Linked DNA regions of Mus musculus: region 2 is linked to region 1. Evidence: chromatin loops called from intact Hi-C (ENCODE). Cell type or tissue: left cerebral cortex. All regions are shown on one strand.

What was found. A loop is a pair of places that touch in the nucleus more often than their neighbours do. Peaks named below come from ENCODE experiments on the same cell type or tissue, not always from the same donor. Only the 100,000 strongest peaks of a DNase experiment are listed, where the experiment ranks them.
Region 2: it touches region 1 in a loop (6-fold over the local background); 23 of 42 quality-filtered maps call a loop at or near these places.

Annotation. Positions count from the first base shown.
Region 1 is chr1:154,028,026-154,036,025 of GRCm38, forward strand. All of the region lies in intron 3 of LOC108167736 (a long non-coding RNA gene), which reads right to left. Among named protein-coding and RNA genes, the nearest start is that of Gm46165, 32 kb to the right of the region's middle. In left cerebral cortex, a CTCF peak has its summit at 4,704; DNase peaks (open chromatin) are centred at 4,706 and 6,285; H3K27ac peaks cover 1,737 bases.
Region 2 is chr1:153,894,887-153,902,886 of GRCm38, forward strand. Glul (glutamate-ammonia ligase (glutamine synthetase)) reads left to right here and starts at 5,043. Exons shown (of 7, transcript NM_008131.4): 1 at 5,043-5,173. Gm38440 (a long non-coding RNA gene) reads right to left here and starts at 4,890. Exons shown (of 2, transcript XR_387481.3): 1 at 4,709-4,890; 2 at 1-3,864. It overlaps Mir8114 (microRNA 8114), which reads left to right and starts at 5,040; the gene lies at 5,040-5,150. In left cerebral cortex, a CTCF peak has its summit at 228 (motif pointing right); DNase peaks (open chromatin) are centred at 220, 4,399, 4,985, 6,328 and 1 more place; H3K4me3 peaks cover 3,982 bases; H3K27ac peaks cover 4,231 bases.

The DNA of each region.
Region 1 (8,000 bases):
AATCCAGCTAATATTCTTTTGTGTGTTCACATGTGTGCCCACATACATGCACATGCGATGTGTGTGTATAGTATGTGTGTAAATGTGCACACCTGTGCCAACCAGAGGTCAACTTCAGGTGTCATTCTTTAAGAGCTGTCTGTCTTGTTTTGGGGACAGGTTCCCCCCCCCCCACCACCACCACCACTGGGACCTGGAATTCACCAGTTAGGCCAGGCTGGCTACTGGCCACCCTCAGAGATTCACATATTCCCACCTGGTAGCGCTGGTGGGCTGTAAGTGTGAGTCACCATGGACAGCTTTTTTCTACTCAAGCTCAGCCCTTGTGCTTGGGCAGTGGGCACTCTCTAGCTCCATAGTATTCTTTTGCTATGAAACTGCATTCTCCTCTCTGGTCTTACCATTGAAACTGTACCTCCGGGCAGTGTGTTCTGGCAGGGCTCTACGTTGAAGTCCCCTCCAAAGGCGTGCTGCTCCATGGACTCTCTGCTAGGTTGCCATTTTTCTAAAGGCATCTTAGACTTTACTCCAAGCAATGTGCATCCAGAAGAACCCTCCTTCCCACAGACAGCAGAAGCTCTCAATGTTATGGACATTTTATGTAATGACAGGAGTCCACCATGTATCTTATCATAGGCTTGGATAGGAGTACCTGCTCTCTTACCCTGTCTATATTGCTGACTGGCCATGACCATGAAACCAGAGCAGGTAGCTTAACCTGTTTTGTCCTTGCTATTTTTACTGGAACCATCTGGGAGTTTTGCCTAGATAAACTCTGAGGTCCTTCTCAGCACTGATACTGAATCATTTGCTGTCATTTGTGTCCTGTCCGTGACAGAGCTGACTTGTGTTCAAACAGAGTCACATTAACAATGACAGTTGCTGTTCTGTGTGTGGATCCTAATGCCCTCAAACACGACTGTAAGATCTTTTACTACTCAATTTATTACAAGGACTCATCAAGAAACCTGCACAAGTGCTCATGTGATCCCATATGGCCTCTGCCCAGGGCTTTGTCATTGGCTGTGCCCCACTTATTGACATTCACTGCCCAAGAAGTCGATTAAGGATCCTCAACAGCACTGCTGACAGTGACATTCCTGATAGTGCTGATGTCTGTCACTGTCACCAAGCTATAGACCAATGAGATGTTAGTCTCAGAGGTCAGTATCCCCCAAATGCCTCAACACTTGTACAGAAGAATGGGACTTCTCGCTAGTGTTGGCTGCCCTTTGGCACCTGGTGTTCAGTTTATCATGCAGTTGGTATCTTCTCTAGCTTCTGGAATGGGCAGGGCTATTGTACCTTCAGCTTGTAGCTCTTCTTTCCTCCTAGTCTGCCTCCTCTGCCCTCTGGGACATGAGAGGGCTCTGCTGGTGTTTGGGAAATTGAACTCTGTTCTGCCCAAAGAGCTATGCTGCCACCCAAATCTCCTTCTCAAATCACTCTTGCTCCACCTTTGGGTCACACTCACCCAGAGAAGCCTGAATTCCTGGAATGGGCACTACTTAGACTGAAGAGGGAAGACTTTGATGTGCTATTTAAGGGGATTGGGGAGAGAATCAGGAATTTTGAAGCTATTCATCTTGAAGACTATTCATGGAAGCAGAAGAATTAAACACGGTATCCTTGAATATATACCATCCAGGAGCAAGGACTAGGCTATTGTTTTCTTCATAATGACAGTATATCTCTGGGGGCTTGTGAAGTGGGCATAGCGTCTGCTCAGCACAATCGCACAGTGCCTATCAGGTATCAGAAGGAAACGAGAACAAAGCTGTATTGTTAGAAAGCCCGAGGGCTGACCCAAACTCAGCAGAACTCAGAAAGCTATTTTGGAAAATAGTTCCTATACAACTGTCTGTGGCTATTCAACATGATTCTTAGTCAGCCTGGACTGGAAGAGGAAAACTACGGATCACTCAGGCGAGGGGCCTTCATATTGTTTTGTGGTTTGTTCCATTGAGAAGACAAGGGGCAAGGGCAAACAGAGGAGTAAGGGTAGTGGGCTGGGCCATGATTCAGAGGAACCTGTAGTTCTGCTTTTTCTTTTCTTTCTCTAGTTGCAGATGCCGTTAAAGTGAAAGACTGATTCTAGGTAAGCACATGGGTTGCTATTAAAGAATTCCTGCCTGCCTGACTAACTGCTTACTTGATTAACTGGAGGCTCAATCAATGTTGGAATTCTCAAGAGGGTGAATCTAGGATCTTTATTAAATGTGATTAAACATGAAGGCTAAGAGTTGGTTATCAGTAACTCCTGCTCCTTTTGAATGCTCTAAAGTAGATCAGATGCATCAGTAGAAGCCACGGAGGTTAATATGACTGTTGGAGCGAAAGTTTGAATCAGGATTCTGTGGTTGGATTTTTCATGTGGCTAATAAATCAATTCATTCCTTTAAGTATGTAGGGGAAAGACCATTTGGAGGAATCCTGGAAACAAGTGCAAAGATAGAAGTGCATATGGGAAAATAGACCTGCTACTCTTGAGTGGTTCACCTCATGTGGATGGCAGTGACCTCTGGGAGTCCGTTCATTTACCCATCCATTCAGTCCACTCACATTATGGAGCCCTGTGATATGCCAAGGAATCAAATAAAGAAGCTCGCTGCTTCTGTGAACTTTCAGCCTGGCGGAGGAGGCAGACCAGCAGGACACGGATGCTTATGTAATGGTACTATAAGGTCAAGGAAGGAGAAGCACAAGGTGCTATGAAAACAAATAGCGAGAGTGGTCAGGGGTTAGAAAAATTTCCATGAAGGAAAGCTGAACCCCCTGAGGGATTAGCCAAATGCAAGGGGTGGGAGCCTAGGGACACCCAAGCAGGAAGCAGCAGCATGAGTGAAGGGAGGAACAGTCAAGGAAATCTCAACGAAATGAAGTAAGCTCCGCGTAAGAGTGAGCAAAGGTAAATGCAGAGGAAAGAAAACAAAATCAAACCAATGACAGGGTAAAAATCCTGCTACTGAAAGCTACTCGTTGAGGCCAAGAGTATGCAGGGCTCTCTACTTCCCATAATGGCTTTGGCTCCAGACACACTGAAAGTCATGGGCTTTTTAAGGAAGCCAGGAGCCAGAGTCTTCTACCCACATCCACAGGCTGATAGCCTGGTGCAGAAGGATGCTGTCTATCTGTCTATCTATCTATCTATCTATCTATCTATCTATCTATCTATCTATCGTGAAACAAGGACCTGCGTAGCAGAGGCTGTTCTTAAACTCATGCCTTCCCATCTGAGCCTTCCAAGTCCTGAGAGTACAGGTGTATTCCACCAGGTTCAGTCAGTGAGTTCTTCCTAATATTAATGCAATTGTCCAATGGGGGAGCACCAATGCTGGAAGAAGAGATAAAACCAGAATGGCTGAGTACTTGTGATGGAACAGGCAATGTCAAGACATGTTATCTTTCCTATCTTATTTAATATTCCAGTGCACCTGTATTGCATTATATTCTCGAGAACTGAGCGTCTGGGAAGGAGAGTAATCTGCACCCCCTCCCCCAAAGGAAGGTGGAGACAAGCCTAGGGTGACTTCTGTACCAGGGGGATTCAGCACTGTGGTTTACCTTGTCGGCGGGATACACAGCTCATCAGATTCGGACTCTTACTTTCTAGAGAAGACAGTGGCTCACAGGGGCTCAGGGCCTCTTATGAATGAGGAGCTCGCATGGAAGGTAGGACTGGTTCAACGTTGCTATTCTACGAATACCTCTACATGTTGCTGTTTAAAAATAAATAAATAAAACCCAGTAATACCCACTTAGTTTGTAAATTATGCGAGTGCCCAAAGGTTACATGAGTTCATCCACATTCCTCATGTTCCTTGAGTTCCACCCCCTACTCCTTTTTAGATGAAAAACTCAGAGGTGAAATAGACAGTGAGAAGGTGGCTATGGTGATACACGCATGCCTTTAGTCCTAGCACTGGGGAGGCAGAGGTAGGTGGACCTCTGAGATCTAGGCTAGCCTGGTTTACAGGGCTAGGTCTAAAACAGCCAGGGCTACATAGAGAAACTCTGTTTTGAAAAACAAATAAAGAAAGAAAAAAGAAGAGAAAGGAAAAAGAAAGAAATATGTAGCGAGAATGTTCTATTATAACACAATAAAACAAACTCTCTAAATGACACATTTTCTAAGGAAGCAATCACACTTTAATGTGTTTTTAAATTTGGAGTTCTGTATTTTGAGGGCTCTCAAGGGAGTGCACACTTGTATGTAGCAGTTTACTTACTCCTTTTAATATGTCCTTCTACATTCTTATAATCAAGCACAAAGTGCAGTTATTTAATTCTCTAGTAAAATGTCATCTGCAGGGTAATATCCATATTTCGAACTAATGGAAAAATACTGTGCAATGGGGAGATGAAGATAGTACCCGTGGCTCCGTCAAAGGGTGACTCTGACATTTGCTGTTACCCATTGCTTCAAATTAGGTCTGACTGTAAGTATGTGACTTCCATCTTCTGGCCTCAGATTTAGCATCTGGGAGAGTTGTCCTGTGGGGCCACCTATAGCTTTGAAGTTCAGAGAGACAGTAGACCTTGGAGGCATATTCCTAAGCAACCCACCCCTTCTTTACTAGGCTCCAGCTGTCATCTCACCTGCTGGCTCCCTTAATTTTAGTCTCTAGCCCTTCCCTACTGGAACTTGAAATACTAAAGGGAACGGTTAAGAAGTTTAATTCCTGGACCGGAGCGCCCCCTAGGCACACCGAGCTAAACTGTGACGCGCTTCATCTGACTCAGGATTCTGGGAAGTTGATGTCCAGGGTCAGCATCGGATCCTTGAACTTCCCGGTTTGTATTGTGAGGCAAGCACCCTGGGACTTTCCTGACTTGGGCAGGGAGGGTGCAGGGAAGGAGACGGGGAAGAAGGAAGTGGCAAACACTGTCCAAGCAGGCACCGAAAAGGCTATGCAGGGGTTGCTCCTTCAACAGACACGTGGGGCTAGAGTGGGGGCGGGAGTGGTAGATATACCAGAGACTCAGGAGATGCAATTCAGCAGGCAATATTCAGCAGCCGCGGTGAGTGCACAGGGACAGAAGAACCATCACTTAATAAAAAGCACTGTTAGAGCCGGCCAGTGTGGCACTCACCTTTAAACCCAGCATTTGAGAGGCAGAGACCGGAGAATCTCTGAGTTCGAGGCCACCCTGGTCTACAACCGGAAGTTCACAGAGAAACTCTGTCTTGAAAAAAAACAAAACAAAACAACAGCAAAAACCTGTTAGAACAGAACAACCCATTTCAAGTCAACTATTTATGTTCCTGTTACTGCTCTCTTGTTACAGTGAATCTTATATGTTCATTTTAAACAAGGATTCTTCAAGTTTATAACTTTTTTGCTGCATTTTGATTTTCTTTCCTCTTTTTTTTTTAAATACTTATCTCCTATATACATAGCTAACATAACCAAAGCTTTGTGTCAAGTAGTATGTTACATTTCGTCTCTGTATGTGTACATTGTGGTGATCTAGTGTATAAGACCTGTGTGCAGTGTTTATCTGTGTGTCTCTGTGGGATATGTATATGACGCATCCAACATATATGCATTATATGTTTCTATCTATGTTTGATATTTTTGAATGTTTATATGATTGTGTGTGTCGTATCTATGCTCTATATTTGTGTATCTGTTTCTGTGTGGAGTGAGTGTATATGTAGTGTGTTTATTTGGGGTGAATATATTTCTGTTTCTACAAGTATTAACATGGTCTGTGTATGTGTGTCCAAGTATGTGTGTGAATTTGTGTATGAACAAATGTGTGTGTGTGTGTGTGTGTCTGTGTCTGTGTGTGTGTGTGTCTGTGTCTGTGTGTACTATGTTCATGTTTGCTGACTCTAGCATCTCAGGTCCAAATTCAGACCTTAGTTACTGTTCTGGAAAGTGAGACTTCCCAGGCACAGCATCTGAGACTGGCTAGCATCTAAGAGTTGGACAAGGCACTTTGCATGGTAGACGTTTGAGAACCTGCACAGTCACTGTGTGTGCTGGGGGCAGTGACATGCCGCAGCTTCTGCCGAGGCCAGCGTCCGTGCTTATCAGCAGTCAGCACCCTCAAGAGCCATTATCACAGGCCACAGAGCGCTTGACTTCACATGCTATGTGTTTCTTTCTCCTCTAAGATACATTTTCATTCTCACCTAAAGACAAAAGGTCTCTTGGGTGGATCCATGGGTCCTTTTTCCTTGTTAGGCCAGTCGACATCAACAACGTCAGCCTTTTTGTCGGGGCAGGAAGTGGTGGCGCAGATCCAAATCAGCAAGGTGGCCTTTCCCCTAGTTTCTAGCCACAGTTCCGACTTGTGTACACAGCTCTGCCTCACCCTGCACAGTGAGCATGCCCCGCTGTGTGGCTCAGTCAGCCTCCTGCCTCCTGACCTGGCTCTTACACAGAAGATGAGACAGTCGTTAGGCCAAAGCATTCAAGGTTTAGTTTAATCCCATAAGTGAATTCCTCTAGTAGCCATCAAGAGGTGTGGCCATACCCTAGGGGAGGAGGGAAGGCTGAGAGCTTGGCTCAGGGTAAGCTAGAACTCACACCCATCCAGGTTCACTCCTTACTCTGTGACTGGGATACACAGGATCTTTGGGCTCTGCTTCCTCAGTTGTTCCTGACTTACTTAGTGTTGGGCAGCAAACCTGGTATAGAGTTCATAGCGAAGTACATAGACTACGACCTTTTATTCAGTGTGTAGGTTGGCTTCCTGGACCCAGCCTCAGTCTGAGGGAGAACAGGTTGGGAGCAGAGTTCTTCCCAGACTGCTCTGTAGTCAAGGTTCTAGAAGCAAGTCATCGTTTATACTCCAACTAAGATGTGCAAGGCCAGAGGAGGGGTGTGTGTGTGTGTGTGTGTGTGTGTGTGTGTGTGTGTGTGTGTGTGTGTGTGTAAGTTTGAGGGGGTGTGTCCAGGTGCAGAGACTAAAACCAGAGGAAGATATCACTTTTTGGCCTTTATTCCCTGGAGACAGGGTCTCTCACTGAACTTGGAGCTAGGCAGCAGCCAGCAAGCCTGGGACCCTTCTGCCTCTGCCCCAGCACTGGGGTTGCAGGTGCTTGAGCAACCACATCGACTTGAATGACATGGATCCTTATGCTTGTGATGCGAGTGTCCTTACCTGTGAGCCGTTTCTCCACCCCTACCACTCACATCTCGGCTCTTTTACCCTGACTTCCAGCGGCCAACATCTGCACATATCTGACCTTGCACGTCTCAGCCTCCTCTAGCTCCAGCAAACCGGGGTTCCCTTAACTTGGTGCTTTCTTTCAATATTTAAAAAAACGAAACAAAACATCCATCACCACCACCAAACTTTTCTCAACAACCCAAGTACTGAATTCTTCACCTAACTGAAAAGCATATGAGAAAGCTTCCCGTATGCTTCTGAACTATTCTTTGATGAGACAAATCTGACCTTCTTTTAGCTGCATCTCCCAATGGAAGGTGCAGCTTAGCAACTAGCGACAGCTGGCTTGCCTTTGTTAGGGACTTGGACACCCCAGGTGACAGGAAATAAATACATTTTGAATTTGTGTGCTTAATAATTTATAAAAAAGTGTTTGATGATGATGAAGAAGAAGAAGAAGAAGAAGAAGAAGAAGAAGAAGAAGAAGAAGAAGAAGAAGAAGAAGAAGAAGAAGAAGAAGAAGAAGAAACCCCCAGGGGCTGGAACAATGGTTGGTGGTAAAGAGCACTGGGTGCTCTTCCAGAGTACTACCTGAGTTTGAGTCCCAGCACCCACCTGGTGCCTCACAACTATCTGTAACTCCAGTTCCTGGAGATCACACCCTGTCTTCTGGCTTCTGAAGGCAATAGGCATGCATGGAGTGCACAGACAGACATGCAGGTACAACATCCATACACACAAAATAAAAGTATTAAAAAAAAATCTCCCAATTGATCATTTCACAGGATTTTTAGAGAGGTACTGGTCCTCTTTCAAGGGAGCAGGCTGTAAACTGGGGATGTGGCAGCCATGTGCCCCATCCTTAGATAGCCTGG
Region 2 (8,000 bases), 130 kb before region 1:
AGAAGCAAGCAGAGTAGGCTGCCCATTTCTGGGCTTCTGAAGACTAATTTTATGACAAACTTCCAGTAATCAGGCAGTGATATGAATATAATATCTCTCAAACAGCCAGTGTAGGCGAAACACTTGGGTGCTATCAAATTATCATATGTAATATGTAACAGAGGCAAGAAAATCTTCAGACTCAAGCCTTCTGGGGCGATGTTTGAAATTCTCACAAGCCACCACTAGAGGGCACAATAGCACCATCAGTCAGTCCAAGCACCTCGGTCCCCAACCCCAGCATATATTAGTCTTTCAAAAACCAGTTTAAAAGAAGAAATGGGGGAGGAGAGAGAAAGCCCAGAAGCAGGCTAAATGTTGCCCAAGAATCCAAAATACATACCATAGGGCTGTGTGCTTCCAGTTAAAAATTGACAAATATGAGATAAACAGGGATCCAAACCAGCTAACGGGGTCAGGGGTGAGGGATAAAAGGCTCTGCGCAGGCCCAGCTGTGGACTCCTTTGAGAAAAGTAACCAACTGAAGAACTGTTTCAATTCAGTTTTTACACCACAGGCCAACTTTCCTAAACTTTCAAGTGGGCTTCAGTAAAGTTTAAACCATCTAGCAGCTATATAATGAACAAAAACAGAGCTGTATGTACTCTGGGAAATAAAGCAAAGTGTCTGGACCAGAAAGATGGTTCCGTGGGTTAAGGCATCAGCCACTGTGCAAACCTGACAGGTCTAGTCCTGGAATTCATGGTGGGAGGAGAGAACTGACTCCTGAAAGTTGTCCCCCGACTTCCACACAGGTGGTGTGGTGGTGGTGGTGGTGGCGGCACACGCCTTTAATCCCAGCACTCAGGAGGCAGAGGCAGGCAAAGGTCTGAGTTTGAGACCAGCCTGGTCTACAGAGCAAGTTCTAGGTCAGCCAGGGCTACATGGAGAAATCCCATTTCTGGAAATAAAAAAATAAAAAATAAATAAAACACAATAAAGGGTGGGCTGGGGATATAGCTCAGCAATAGATTGCTTGTCTAGCCTGTCCCAGAAACAAGTAGGAAAGACAGACATGGGGGTTGAACTCTAGAATTGTGATTGTGGCTTCCATAGTCTCAGTAGGACCCCTGCTTTCCCACGCTGTGACAGATGAACTTGGTTCTTCCCAAACCCTTCATGTGACTTCCTAGCAGAGGCAAGCTTTGAGATAGAGTCCAAACAGACCCAAACCTTCCACTAATATGCAGGTTGAGAAATGGGGTGCTCTCTCTCTCTGTGTCTTCACTGAACATTGGTCAAACTCAAATGAGGTGAAAGACAGTTGACATCCCAACTTTGAATTTCTTCTCTTAAACTGAAGAGTATCAAGTGATTAAGCTATGTAAAGAAAACTCCCTCTCGTGACCAGTCTTAGGTTATCGAATTCAAGGACAAGCTGGTCTTGCCTTCTTTCATTGTGCGGAGTGAAGTTTGAGAGGCGGACTTAATACAACTTTGCCCTGTAAATACACTTTACAGGGTCCAGGAATGCTACCGACTTCCAGTGATCTTTCTCCTTTTTGGGGGGTGGGTGGGTGCTTGTTTTAACATTTGTTATGCTCCATTCTTTTGGTCAGATCTAATTTGGGTTTATAAAGAACCAAACAAGTTACCTTCTGGGTTGGGTTTTTGGGTGACTGCAACTTGAGTCCACACTGTGTCTCTTCAGCTTAAAGTTTTCACAGACTGCCTGCTGACATCAGCCACACAGGCAGCCAACTCCACTCCCAGCAGCTACAGTCTACGATTTGGGTTCAGTGGAACCATATCCTAAACTTTGCATCACGGGTACAAGGTAATCACACAGCTGTCCTCTTATGACACTAGGTTAGGAGCTTTAGAGCTTCAGAGAAAGAATGTATAAGAACACAGGAAAGCCTACTCGAGCCATCAGTTTAGCCAGCCGAGCACCACTGATGGAACGTGCTTCGTTCTGGGCTATCTCTGCAAGTTTAGTCCAAGCTCTTTCCTGGCAATATTGCTCTCCCAATCCACCCACCCTGGGGACAGAGGAACTCAATTCAGTGAGAAACTCAACTTCAAAGCACTTGCCATCAGACCCCCATTAGCCTTGGTACTGTGTGGGCCTGGACTGAAAGTTCATGGGTTCAATCGCTTGCCGCCTTTACGGGGGGTGGGGGGGGGCAGAAAATGGAGGCGGTGGCAATTTAGGGGAGAATAAAGGACAGACATAGCAAAGTCAAAGTGGAGGAACAGGCTGTTCTTTTAATTTCTCTAAGAGTACAGGTGGCTTTTCAGAGGGCAAGCCAGTTAAGGAGGGACTCTTCTTCCATGGTACACTCAAAGCTCCCTAGTCCAGTCCTTGAACTTGTCTGGGTCCTACTTCGGCTGGTTTAAACACATGTGGGGCCGACCAAGGGGGCAAAGCTGCCTGTTTACCCCTGAAAGTCAGTGGTCACATGAGATGTTCCTGGTCACATGAAAGGATCAAAGCAAATCCGCTTCTATTCTTGGAAACAGAGCAAATGTTCTCTTGATGCTGCCGCTGATGGTACTGTGGGGTCAATACGTGTTTATTGAACAGTCTGGACACTATTCGAGGGCTACGGGAGAATAAGCAGCCAAGGAGGTTAACATGTCTAGGAAGGGAAGCGGGCACTCACATGGCAGAAACACAAGAAACCCATGGAAAACAGCACATGTGCTCTGGAATATTGCCCTTTCTATCGTGTTCACTGCTCCCATTGTGGAGCCTGGTGAGGAGTGCTGAAGGCTGCCCTGGCTGATGACCGGCAGCTGCCATCTGGAATTCACTATCTCCTAACATAAGAACAACATCTCTCCCTTCTGACAACCCCTTTTCTAACCACCTAAGCTGAAGAGTTAAAAGAAGAAATGGGAAGACAGCCGAGCCCATTGTTGCTGAGTCTACACCTTACTTCCTTAAGTAATGGCGCAGCTCACTACGGAGGCAGAAAGCTGCATCACCCGAGTGGGCAGGGGGTGGGGGGTGGGGGGGGGTGCAGTGCCAGTGCCACAGTGCCGTTGGTGGGTCCTCTCTTCAAAAGAATGAGGGTCCCGGAGTTCATCTCCAGCAACCATGTAAGAAGTCATCTGCAATGCAGGTAACTTCTTCAAGCTGTGCAGAGGCAGATCCAGAAAGATCCCTGGGAGTCACCGGGCAACCAAGTTAGTTAAGTTGCAGTTACAAGTTCAATGTCAGACCCTGTCTCAAAAAAAAAAAAAAAAAGTAGAGGGTGATAGAAGACACCTAAAGTCATCCTCTGACCTCTACACATATGGATGCAGTGTATAACACACACGTGCATGTGTGCATACATGCATGCACACACAGAGTAATCATGGAAAGAAACGACTCAGTCTCTTCAGATTATATTGACCTATGAGATGACATCGTCTTCCTAACACTCCTCATGTTCCAGGTCCCACTGTCATCCCCGCTACAAATGCTAAGACAGAGCTTGTGTGGCTACTAATTTGGCTACTACTCAGAATGAACTTGGGTTTGCCCGACGTGAAGCCCCGCTGTTGAACAACCTCATGGTAAAACGCTTCACACAGTACTGACTAGGACACAGAATTTGCAAGGTGCCTTTCTGGTCCAAAGCCTATTCAAATCCCCACCTGTGGGGCATGCTGCTTCTGTGAGCCACTGTGTCAGACACACTCAGGGGAAATTGACAGAGGTTGACCTAACAGGCCGAGCTATGTGTGTGGGGTCACAGGCAACCTTTCTTTTTCATATTTGTGGTGCATACACAGAAGCAGAAGCACAAACTTCATCCCTTCCTCTTCCAAAGGCACTGAGAGCGTGGGTTTCTGGCATCTAGAGAGAAAACTTCATCTCGAATGCCAGAAGTCCTGAAAGATAAAGCCCAGCCATGAGGTGGATTTCATGTACTAGAAAGAGACTGCTCAGAGCATAGCATTAATAACAATATATGGGCCACGTCTATTTTTTTACAGGTAAATTCTGTGCACATTTTCAGCTTGTCTCACTACAGTATTCACACACTATCTCAGCCATCACTGCAGGGTTAAGAAAGGAAAGAGAAAACTCTCATTCCCTCTCCCCCAACACACACACACAGTTAAAAACAACTTGGGAAGCAAAGCCAGGGGTTCCCCCCACCCCTCTTGCTTTTTTGTTTGTTTTCTCTGTGAAACCCTGGTTGTCCTGGAATTCCCTCTGTAGAGAAGACTGGCCTCGAACTCAGGAGACCCACCCGCCTCTGCCTCCTGAGTGCTAGGATTAAAGGCGTGTGCCACCCCCGCTTTCCCTCCTGAGTGCTAGGATTAAAGGCATGTTGCCACCCTGCTTTCCCGGTCAACTGCTCTGAAAGTCCTTCCATCTGCTTTATTTTGCAGATCCAAGGAAAGGCTGAGAGACGGGAACACACACACACAAGGCAACATCAAATAGACTATGGACGTCCAGAATCCTCTTTATAGAAACATCACACTTGTGTTTAAACCGTGAAATCACAGTCTGACCACTTCCCCCAAATCCACTCAGGAAACCAGGAAGATAGGGTCCTCCAGGTTCTGGGAATCGTGTTTCTCTCTCTCTCTCCCCGCGCCTGATCAGGGCTCCCTGCCTCTCCCCAGCCCAACCCGTCCCCAGGCTCGCTCAACAAACAAAGGGTAAAATTCTCTTCTGGGGTTCTGGATTTTCAGTGACAGATCTCCTCGAAAACCTCTGTACCGTTAAGGAAGCAAAGAGCCGAGGCCAAATGACTCTGAGGAAGCCTCAGCCTGGGTCCGAGGGTCCAGAGGTCGCTTAAGAACGCAAGCTGCAAATGCATCCTGCACCTTCGGCCCTGGCCCTCCTCCAGCCGCCGCTGCCTCCCCTCCCCCACTCCCCTTTCTCTTTCTTTCTTCTGGGTCTCGCTCGCCCCACCCTGAGGCTCCCGCACAGTTCCTCGGCCAATGGCCTCAGGGCCCCGGCGCGCAGCAGCTGATGGGCGCGGGTTTCCTGGCCTAGGTCAGCCAATCAAGGCGACTGGGGGCGGGCACAAGCTGTCAATAAAAAGTACCGAGCAGCCAGCGACCCTGCAGAGCGGAGAATGGGAGTAGAGCAGAGTGTCTGAACAGCACGCTCACCCATCTCCTCTCCGCCTCGCTCTCCTGACCTGTTCACCCATCCATCATCCGGCCGGCCACCGCTCTGGTAAGCGCACGGAGGGTCCAGGAATGTACGGCCGCCCGGGCTGTGGGGTCGCACTCTACTTCCCAGCTCCAGTCAGCTGCTGTACGGAGCGGGATGCAGCGCTCGTGCCTCCCGCGTGTTTGCAGCGTGCGGCCCGGGCCGGCTCTGCTTGGTGTTCCTAGGACGCGCTGTGAGCCAAGCTCCGGGAAGGGCGGGGTTGCGGGTTGTTTTGATCTGTTCTATACTTGCGGCCGGAGGCGCCGCCCCGGGAGGCAGGCGCCGTTGGCTGGGGTTCACGCTGAGATGGGGGCTTTCCGGTGGTCCCAGCGGGAGAGGGTTCTTGCCTTAGGTGGGCGCAGGCGCCTTGATCCTCTCTTCCTGGCGGCGCATTTGGGGGGCGTCGTCACGCTGTGGGTGGTCTGGTTGAGGATGGTGGTCCTAAGCGTTGATGGCACCACTCCCCAGCTCCCAACGCCGTGTCCTAGGCCTTTACCATATGACCGAACAATGGAGAGCCGGAGCCCCGGAGTGGCCGGCGGGCTCCGCAGTGGAGAGGCCGCGCCAAGCGGAGGCAGCAGCGGCGCGCTGTGCCTCCCGCGGTCGCCCCACTCTCGCCACCCGGCCTCTACCCTCGCCGGGGTATGGCCCCCTGGGAGAGGCCTTGAGATCTACGCGGGCCCGAGGGTCGCGGCACCGACTTTCCGGACATTTTAGTGGGAAGGCTGCTTTCAAAGTGGATTGCCCCAACTCCTCCGGGGGCGGGAAGCGGGGATCCTCCCCCAGCCGCAAATACTCAAAGAAACCAACCATTGAAGACGTAGAAGATGGAGATTCTCGGTCCTCAGAGTCCCCTTCTAATACTTTAGGCTTCGTTGCCTACTCTGTGAACTCCGGGGAGAAGTCGAGGGTTAAGATTAAATCGCACCCGTCTTATTCCAGCACCTCCCCCTCCGAACGGTCTGGGTCCCCCACTCCATCGCCCTCGCCCAAAAAGCTCCGTTGCTTAGACCAGCGAGAAATCGAGAACGAGGAGAGGCATGAACACTGCTCTAAAAAGAGGAGGTCTAGAGAGTACAACCCCAGTGCATTTGATTCTCATTGGCTGGGGTGAGTAAAAGTCAGGGCGAAGGACCCCGGGTGCATCTGGCAACCCGCAGAAACTACTCAGAATTTTAAGAACCCATTCCACTTTGCACTACAGGGACACCAGTTGGTGCTATCTATGTACACTAGGCTGCTGGCACCCAGCTGGTCTCAGGGAACCAGGGCCAGAGGAGGAACTCAGGTTCCCCTAACAGTTCATTAATGCTGGATGTGTGTGTGTGGGGGGCGGGGGGCACGGCAGAGGAGGAAAGCTGATGAGTGGTGTAAATTGAAGCCATCTAGAATTACAATCCGGGCCTCTAAGTGGTGTAGGCAGAGGCTTTGGTTCTGCATCGGACTTGACAGCAGAGGCTCATCTGTTCCCCGGGGGAAGGGTGAGGCTTTTGGAGGGAGAGGCAGTTGTTTTCACTTGGGCAAACATGGACGGTTGCCCATAGAAACTTTGCCACTGTACTTCAGAAAGTTGCCCAAGTCATTGGAGGAGAACAATATGTTCCCTCTCCAGCTATCCGGGGAGATTAGGGAGGGAGGGGGGCATTTCCTCTTGTGTTTTGAGGCTGGTTTTTTGTAGCCTCACATTCATCGAAGATCTTGCCCCGACTCCTGTGGCTTGTAAACTTAGAAGTGGGATTTTTCTACGTACCAGAAAATATTATCCGGTGGGATCGTCAAATACTGTTAATTTTCACATTGAAATCTGTCTCTGGAGTAAGGCTTTTCACCACAGTAATGAAGTCAGCAGTTGAGGCCTGGTGTGGAGGGGGCATACCTTTAATCCCAGCTCTCAGGAGGCAGAGACTGGTAGATCCTCTGATTTTGAGGAAAGCTTGGTGTAAATAATGAGTAAGTAATTACTAGGACAGAGAGAGGGCTTGTTGAGATTTCTCTGTCTCAAAAAAAAAAAAAAAAAACCAAAAAACCAGTCAGCAGTGTGCTCCTTGGAGTATGGCTTTACTTTTTACCACCTTAGTGGTGGCAGATAATACAGGTCCTTTCTTTCTCCCAGGAATATGTTAGCCTTTAAAGTCTTACAGCTAGCCCTAGTATTTCATTGTGTAATCTAAAGATGGTGGTGGCATACACCTTTAATTCTAGCGTTCAGGATGCTGAGAGGGGCAGATCTAATTTGATTCTGAGGCTAGCCTGGTCGGCATAAGTTCCAGGGCTCCACAATGAGACTTTGTCTCAAATAAGTAGATAGTCTAAATGTAGGTATGTAGGGATTACAATGGGTTGTGTGTCCCTTAAGGTTGTTCCAAGAGCTGAGCGGTGGTGGCACATGCCTTTATTTAATCCCAGCACTTGGGAGGCAGAGGCAGGTGGATTTCTGAGTTCAAGGCCAGCCTGGTCTACAAAGTGAGCTCCAGGACAACCAGGGCCATTCAGAGAAACCCTGTCTCCAAAAAAAAAAAAAAAGGCTGTTCCAAAGAGTGGAAGACAAAGCAAGACTCAACAGTCAATTAGTCAAGTCTTTCTGTGGCAATAAGGTAGTTCTGTTGGTAGAATAAGATATTCTGTTAATGAACGTCTTGATATTTGTTCTCTCCTGCTAACATTTCTCAAGTTTAACGGTTATTAAAATCCCTTAACTAGTCCCCCTGAGGGGGCATGGTCCTTGTCTAATATAAAACTTTAAACCCCTTGAAAGCAGAGTGAATAATGCACCTTTGTGTGTGTCCAGTCCCAGAGGAGCGAGATCACCACGCACGCCAGCCTGATTCCCTTGCCGTCCCCTACAGTGGAT